Regions from separate parts of the Homo sapiens genome. Here region 1 is linked to region 2. A link is a contact called in ENCODE Hi-C or POLR2A ChIA-PET data. All regions are on one chromosome and are shown on one strand. The core of a region is the stretch at or near the end of the contact, and the rest is flanking DNA. Distances in the headings are between cores, read along the strand shown. Region 1 overlaps KPNA7 (karyopherin subunit alpha 7). Region 2 has its middle 18 kb from the start of SMURF1.

Region 1 (3,820 bases), core at 356-2,855, 34 kb after region 2:
GGCTATATTACCAAGAGCCCACACTGCCTGTTCACACACAGCCACGTTGGAGGAAGACAGGAGCTCAATCAAGGGCTGGATGGCTCCCCCTTCTACCACGGCACGAGTCTGCTCCGAAGTCCCTGAAGCGATGTTGGTCAGGGCCCAGGCAGCCTCAAACTGCAAGCAGGGGTAAAGTGATGACTTCAGGAACTCCACCATCCTGGGAATGAGGCCCGCTTCAATGACCAGTTTCAGAGGGGGGTTCTTTTCCTGGGATAGCATTTTCCTATGCAATGAAAGAGAGGGCAGGGGAGGGGGAGGTCAAGTGAGAGAGGTATTAAGGACCTCCTTTTAGGCCAGGTGCGGTGGCTCACACCTGTAATCTCAGCACTTTGGGAGACCAAGGCGGGCAGATCACTTGAGGTCGCAAGGTCAGGAGTTCGAGACCAGCCTGGCCAACATGGTGAAACCCCGTCCCATCTCTACTAAGAATATAAAAATTAGCTGGGTGTGGTGGTGCACACCTGTAATCTCAGCTTCTCTGGAGGCTTGAGGCAGGAGAATCACTTGAACCCAGTAGGCGGAGGTTGCAGTGAGCTAAGATCATACCATTGCACTCCAGCCTGGGTGACAGAGTGAGACTCCATCTCAAAAGAGAAAAAAAGAACCTCCTTTTATACATAAGCCACATAGCTGGGCCGGAGCTACTTAAGATCCTAGTGTTCAACCGATAGCATTTTTCGGTATTAAATCAACATTTTCCCCTTTAAGGTGTTATCTACAAGATGAAATTTCTGTAGAGGCCAATGTAAATTAAGCAATTCATCTCTGACAACACATCGAAGCTTTTAAATTGCCCTCAAGGACAGTGTAGAATAGCAATTTCGTCTTTTAGATGGGCTAGCCTTTTCCTGTGTTTTACGGGCATGTTGCCAATGCCAAGAAACCAAATAGGCCACCGGCGCTCCAGCCATCACTGACGCTCATTGCTAACTATGAACCTGCAACAGCAGAAGTCTGTTTGGAGATACCTGGCTGTCTGGGTGGCCTGGAAACATAGGACTGGATCTGAGCTATTCACACCTTTGATTATTTCACCCAGAGTGAGGCTGACCTGCAAGAAGAGACACATTCAGGTCAGACTGTCTGCCAAAATGAGCTGTAAACATCACCTACTCTAGCCATCATCCATCTGATTAAAACAGCCTGGCTTGAACAGGATGTCCCATCTTGCATGCTGTTCTATATTTGGGGAGGGGAGAATATAGTCCACAGATCTCACAGATCTGTGTGTTCCTTCCCATGCTTAGGGGAGAAGTAATTCCTATCATTAGTTGGATCCCAAGAACATTTTTATCCCGTGCAGTAAGAATGTGCTAGTGGATACAAAACAAAATGGCAGACTAAGGACATCCAAAAAATTCTCTCCTCCACATAGGCAAAGAGAAAACTGACAAAAATAGAATCAACTTTTTCAGCACTGTAGAAATTGACCAAAGGCTTGCGGCCAATTGTTTTATTCAAGCCAGGAAGTGTTTATCCAAGAAAGACAGCTGAATCTCAGTAAGTAGCATGAGAGCTTTGTGGCATTTTGACTTGCCCTATTCCCACCCACCCTCAGCTCCATGGTAACCCTGAAAACCAACAGTCCACAATCATTGTGAAAAACCAACAGCCTCCCAACCACCAGAAGAGGCAAAATAGGTAGGTCCTCCTTTGGAGCCTCATTCCCAGAAAATTATTATTTGATCTGTCTGGTCATTCCCTGAAAGATCCCACTTACAGACTATTTTGACTCAGAGCTTAGTCAGTATGAAAAGGCTTTTCCCTAAGAATGTTCATTGAAAACAGAGGAAGTTGTTTAACTTCACAGCTACCTGAGAGGTTGAATAAGAGTTGGGATAAACAACAGGCTAACAAAAAAACTTGAAAGGGAATGTCATGTATAGGGCTATGCATATGCTTAAAAACAACAACAACAACAACAACAACAACAACAAAACTAAGACCCTCAGCTCTTCCCTCTCACTGACTTTGAAGCTCTGTGCAAACAGGAAGTGAAGGCTTACGTCAGAATTGTCAACTGCCTGGCTGAGTGGTGAACGCATGCCCCCAACACAGAGCTTCTTGGCAAAAATTGAGTGTTCTTTTCTTCGTGGTTCGAAGTGTTAAAATAAGTCTCTAATTATTAGTTGACCACTGAGCAAACCAAGCAGACACTGCAGCAGCCACACATCACAAAAAAATACAGATTTTAGATAATTAGCTCAAACTACTAAACGAGCACACCCAGCAACAACAGCAAACCCTGGGGCAATGGAAAATCTGATTTCTAGAGTTGTCACACTATTTTAAATGACTAGTTTTCAACAAAGATTGTGAGACAAGCAAAGAAAGTGTGACACACACATATACATATATATGTGAAAAAAGCAATCAATAGCAATAGTCCCTGAGGAGACCAGATGTTGAACTAGACAAAGATTTTAAATATAGTCAAAGAACTAAACCATGACTAAAGAACTAAAGTGCAACAATGCTGTCACACTAAATAGAGAATATCAGTGAACAGATATCAGTTATTGGAAGGAGCCAGATACAAATTCTGGAATTGGAGAATACAATAACTGAAACAAAAATTCACTAAAGGGGCTTAACAGCAGATTTAAGCAGACATAATAAAGCAGCAGTGAAGCTGAAGATAGGTTAATTGGAATTATCCAGTCTGAGGAAGATAACACACACAAGAGAGACTGAAGATGAAAATTGACAGATCTTTAGAGATCTGTGGGACATCATCAAGGATACCAACAAATGCAGAATAGGAAGGAGAAGAGGGAAAGAGGCAGAAAGTATATTTAAAGAGATAATGGCCAAAGAAATTCCCAAATCCAATAGAATAATTAGTCTACACATCTGAAAAGTTCAATGAGCTCCAAACGGAATAAATCCCAAGATCCAGACATATTATAATCTAACTGTTGAAAGCCAAAACTACAGAATCAAAAACATTGAAACCAGCAAAAGAGAAGCAATTCATGTACAAAGCCTCAATAAGATTAACAGCTGATTTCTTATCAGAAAGCATCAAGGCCAAAAAGCTGAGGTGCAGTGAGCCAAGATTGCAGCATTGCACTCCAGCCTGGGTGATAAGAGTAAAACTCCATCTCAAAAAAAACAACAACAAAAAAACTTTACCAACTTTACAAAAAAAAATTCTCACTCATTCTTAGAGGCTAGTATTACTCTGATACCAAACCAAGGATATTACAAGAAAAGTATAAGCTAATATCCCTTATAACTACTGATGCAAAAATTCAACAAAATAGGAGGAAACCAAATGCCTAAACGTATGAAACATATGGTCAACATATTGGTCATCATGATGAATTAGGATTTAACTCAGGAATTCAGGAGTGGTTTAACATGTGAAAAAAAATCAACATAGTACCCCGTATTAATAAAGGGGGGGGAACCCACATGATCATCTCAATGCAGAAAAAACATTTAATGAAATTCAACATACTTCCATAATAAAAAAAAACACTCAACAAACTGGAATAAAAGGAAACTTCTTCATTCTGATAAAGGCATCTACAAAAAACTCAGAGGTAGCCTCATACTTAATGGTGAAAGTCTAAAAGATTTCCCCCAAGATCAGGAATAAGACAAGGATATTGCTCTTTTCACTTTTATCCAACATGGCATTGGAAGTTCTAGATGCATTAATTAGGCAACAAATAAAGTGCACCCAGATTGGAAAGGAAGAAATAAAACTATTTGCAAGTGACTTAATCTTATATGTAGAAAATCCTAAGGAATTTACACCAAAAGCCTA
Region 2 (4,065 bases), core at 1,326-3,825:
AGGAAAGAAGTAGCTTGTCTGCAGGATTTCTCATGGTCTGGAGTCTGCTGCTTGCTTTTCTGAAGTGTAGCTTAGTGTTTCTCCTCTGTTGTTTTTGTTTTTTTTTTTTTTTTTTTTTTTTTGAGACAGTGTCTCGCTCTGTTGCCCAGGTTGGAGTGCAGTGGTACGATCCTGGCTCACTGCAAGCTCCGCCTCCCAGGTTCACGTCATTCTCCTGCCTCAGCCTCCTGAGTAGCTGGGACTACAGGTGCCCGCCACCATGCTAGGCTAATTTTTTTTGTATTTTTAGTAGAGACGGGGTTTCACCGTGTTAGCCAGGATGGTCTCAATCTCCTGACCTCGTGATCCGCCCGCCTCGGCCTCCCAAAGTGCTGGGATTACAGGCGTGAGCCACGCACCCGGCCTCTCCTCTGTCTTTTGTATTTCTTATAAATTGGTAGTTGCATCTAGGGGTTTAATTGCAGCTTCCTATTGTTTTATATTCAACTTCATGGATTCTTTCCTGTCTCCTCCATTCTGCTGTTAAGCCCATCCAGTAAATTTTATTTATTTTAGGGACAGGGTCTCGCTATGTTGCCCAGGTGGGTTTTGAACTCCTAGGCTCAAGCAATCCTCCTGCCTTGGCCTCCCAAAGTGCTGGGATTCAGGTTTGAGTCACTGCACCCAGCCATCATCCAGTAAATTTTAAATTCCAGTTATAGTATTTGTCAGTTCTAACACTTACATTTGATTCTCTTCTATTTCTTTGCTGAGACTTCAGTGGCCCTAGGTTATCATTTAAATGATGTCTTTTCAAATGAGAACAAATGATCCACTCCAGGGTGGAGTGGATGAGTAGGGAAGCCAGCCTCCAAGATGGTTCCCAATGACCTCTGTCTTCTGGTCTTCACACCTCTGCATAGCTCCTCCCACATCCTACAAGGTTATCGTATAGCAGAGTGATTGTATGCCACCTTTTTTTTTTGAGACAGAGTCTTTCTCTGTCACCCAGACTGGAGTGCAGTCACATGATGTCAGCTCACTGCAACCTCCCAGGTTCAAGCTATCCTCCTGCCTCAGCCTCCCGAGTAGCTGGGACTACAGGCATGTGCCACCACACCTGGCTTATTTTCGTATATTTTAGTAAAGACAGGGTTTCACCATGTTTACCAGGTTGGTCTCGAGCTCCTAACCTCAAGTGACGTGCTCACCTCAGCCTCTCAAAGTTCTGGGATTACAGGCGTGAGCCACCATGCCTTCTAAGATTAGGTTATAAAGGACCATGGCTTCTGTCTTGGGGATTCTGTCTCCCATGTACACAAACTCTCTCTCTCTCTCTCTCTCTCTCTCTCTCTCTCTCTCTCTCTCTCTGATCACTTGCTCTGGGAGAAGCAAACTTCCCTGTTATTGGAGATTCAGGAAGCCCAAGGGAAAGCCTGTGTAGCGTAGAACTGAAATATCCAGCCATCAGCCACTGAAGAACTGAAACCCTCTAACTACCACATACTACCATTGTAAGTAGGTCCTCTCCCAGTTGAGTCTTCAAATGAGACCACAATTCTGGCTGACAGCTTAAGTCCAACCTCATAAAAGACCTTGAGAGCCAGAACCATCTAAATTGTCCCCCAGATTCTTGCCTTACAGAAACTCTGTATAATAATTTTTTTAAGCTGTTAAGTTTCTGGGAAATTTGTTATATAGCAAGTAACTAATTCATGAGGCTTTGAATTAGTTATTAGTGATTCCCTGTCTGCCACTTACTGAAAGATGAAGGGCAAGTTGGCTAACCTTATGAGCTCCAGTTTACTTGGAAATTGAGGATAACCATTTTTGCATCGCCTTGTTTGACACTTGAACCCCTTCTTTTACAGATGAAAAAAACTGAAGCCCAAAGGAATTGACAGAAAAGAATCCACAAATGAGGCACTTAACAGTGAAATTACATGACATGTCCAGGCTTAGGCTATTTAGAAAAAGAGTAGAACTGACCCCAGGGCTCATGGCTCCAAGTTATTCTTTTATGCCTTAAAGCAAACTGTGCTGCCTTATAATGCATGCCATTATCATTAACACAGTCCATGTTTCAGGAAAAAACAGCAGATAAGTTACGCAGTGTGCATGGCTAACCAAGATTGCAATTTTTTTTTTTTTTTTTTTTTTTTTGAGATTGAGTTTTGCTCTTGTTGCCCAGGCTGGAGTGCAGTGGTGCAATCTCAGCTCACTACAACCTCCACCTCCTGGGTTCAAGTGATTCTCCAACCTTGCCTCCCGAGTAACTGGGATTACAGGCATGTGCCACCATACCCAGCTAATTTTGTATTTTTAGCAGAGACAGGGTCTCACTATGTTGGCCAGGCTGGTCTTGAACTCCTGACCTCAGGTGATCTACCTGCCTTGGCCTCCCAAAGTGCTGGGATTACAGGCATGAGCCACCATGCCCAGCTGAGAATTGCATTCTTTGAGGTACATTACAATTTCTGGGCAAATGCAAAAGGTCAAAGTTGTTCCAGTTCAGTGTTCACACCGTAAACCAACCTATAGCCATTCACACCTTCCTTCCTCTTTGTTGCCTCACCAGTCGTCCCAACTCCCCGAGTCTAAGCAGGTGGGCACCCAGCCAGAAGGTGACTAACACCATCTCTTTGCACCCAGACCATATACCAAAGGCAAATTGCTCCTTTTTTTAAACCTTGCTAGGCAAGTCAGTATTAGTATCTTCAAACTACAAAGGCTGCTTTGTCATGCAAAGAGAAGGAAAAAAAGAGGTTGACAGTATTTTGAGCCAACAAGGTTAGATCACTCGGACAACAGTGACTAAGCTCAACAGGGCTTCCAGCTCTTTTAATTAAAAAAATTTTTTCTCAAAGACCTATCTTTGTAAACCATCTCACCTTTCCACCTCCCTTCAACTACAATCTACGAATAGGGGGAAAAATGCTTTAAGATGTTGAAAAAGAATCTGTATTCCAATCAGATTCTTTGAAAAAAAGTATATGTAAGGCTGGACACGGTAGCTCACGCCTGTAATCCCAACACTTTGGGAGGCTGACACAGGCAGATCAACTGAGGTCGGGAGTTCAAGACCAGCCTGATCAACATGGAGAAACCCTAGCTCTACTAAAAATACAAAAATTAGCTGGATGTGGTGGCACACTCCTATAATCCCAGCTACTCGGGAAGCTGAGGCAGGAGGATCACTTGAACCTGGGAGGCGGAGGTTGCAGTGAGCCGAGACTGCGTGACTGCACTCCAGCCTGGGCAGCAAGAGCAAAACTCTGCCTCAGAAAAAAAAAAGTGTATGTAAATTCAACCTAGAAAAGAAATGCAAACAAAAATTATTGTATTGAAGTCATAGGACCATTTTTTCAATATGTTTTTTCAATTACAAATATATTAAATTTGTAATATATTTATATATAATATACATATTTTATATATGCACTATAAATATGAGTGTGTGTATATATATATATATATATATATATTTTTTTTTTTTTTTTTTTTTTTGAGACAGGGTCTCACTTTGTTGCCCAGGCTGGAGTGCAGTGGTGCAATTGTAGCTCACTGTAACCTTGAACTCCTGGGTTCAAGTGGCCCTTCTACCTCAGCCTCCTGAGTAGCTGGGGCTACAGATCCTCACTACCATGCCCAGCTAATTTTTTATTTTTATAGAGATGGAGTCATGCTGTGTTGCCCAGGCTGGTCTTGAACTCATGGCCTCAAGTGATTCTCCCACCTCAGCCTCCCAAAGTGCTGGGATTATAGGTATAAGCCACCACGCCTGGCCTAGTGTGTATTTTATATATAACAAATATTACCTATTTAACATTATTTAATGTAAAAATTCAAATGTTATATACTGTCTCTATTTTGACAGAATGGGACTTAATCTTTTGGATTTAAATAATGTCTCGAGTTACGGTATCATTTTCTACTCCTCATGGGCATCACTTAAGATCCCTCAGTCTCAAGCAACAGGAACCTACTCTGGCTACTTAAAAAGAATTTCTCGAAAATGCAAATCAAAACCACAATGAGATACCATCTCACACCAGTTAGAATGGTGATCATTAAAAAGTCAGGAAA

Evidence for each region. A loop is a pair of places that touch in the nucleus more often than their neighbours do. ChIA-PET counts read pairs that join two places held with the same protein, here RNA polymerase II (POLR2A). Pooled maps may share reads with other maps.
Region 1: a map of PC-3 shows a loop between it and region 2 (3-fold over the local background). The contact joins two enhancer-like sites. A Hi-C loop is called at or near these places in 4 of 168 maps with a recorded cell type or tissue (HepG2, PC-3, PC-9 and 1 more) and 6 of 50 pooled maps. POLR2A ChIA-PET finds 5 or more read pairs at or near these places in 7 of 52 experiments (A549, HCT116, HepG2 and 4 more).

Annotation. Positions count from the first base shown.
Region 1 is chr7:99,195,071-99,198,890 of GRCh38, forward strand. KPNA7 (karyopherin subunit alpha 7) reads right to left here. Exons shown (of 11, transcript NM_001145715.3): 4 at 1,014-1,096; 5 at 1-268. Among named protein-coding and RNA genes, the nearest start is that of KPNA7, 11 kb to the right of the region's middle. Within about 2 kb of position 1,606, at least 2 of the 41 ENCODE cell types and tissues checked have a DNase peak (open chromatin) inside an H3K27ac peak, as active enhancers do; they include PC-3 and mammary epithelial cell, where a contact is called at or near this core.
Region 2 is chr7:99,159,921-99,163,985 of GRCh38, forward strand. It overlaps a transcript of KPNA7 not described here. Among named protein-coding and RNA genes, the nearest start is that of SMURF1, 18 kb to the left of the region's middle. Within about 2 kb of position 2,576, at least 10 of the 41 ENCODE cell types and tissues checked have a DNase peak (open chromatin) inside an H3K27ac peak, as active enhancers do; they include PC-3 and mammary epithelial cell, where a contact is called at or near this core.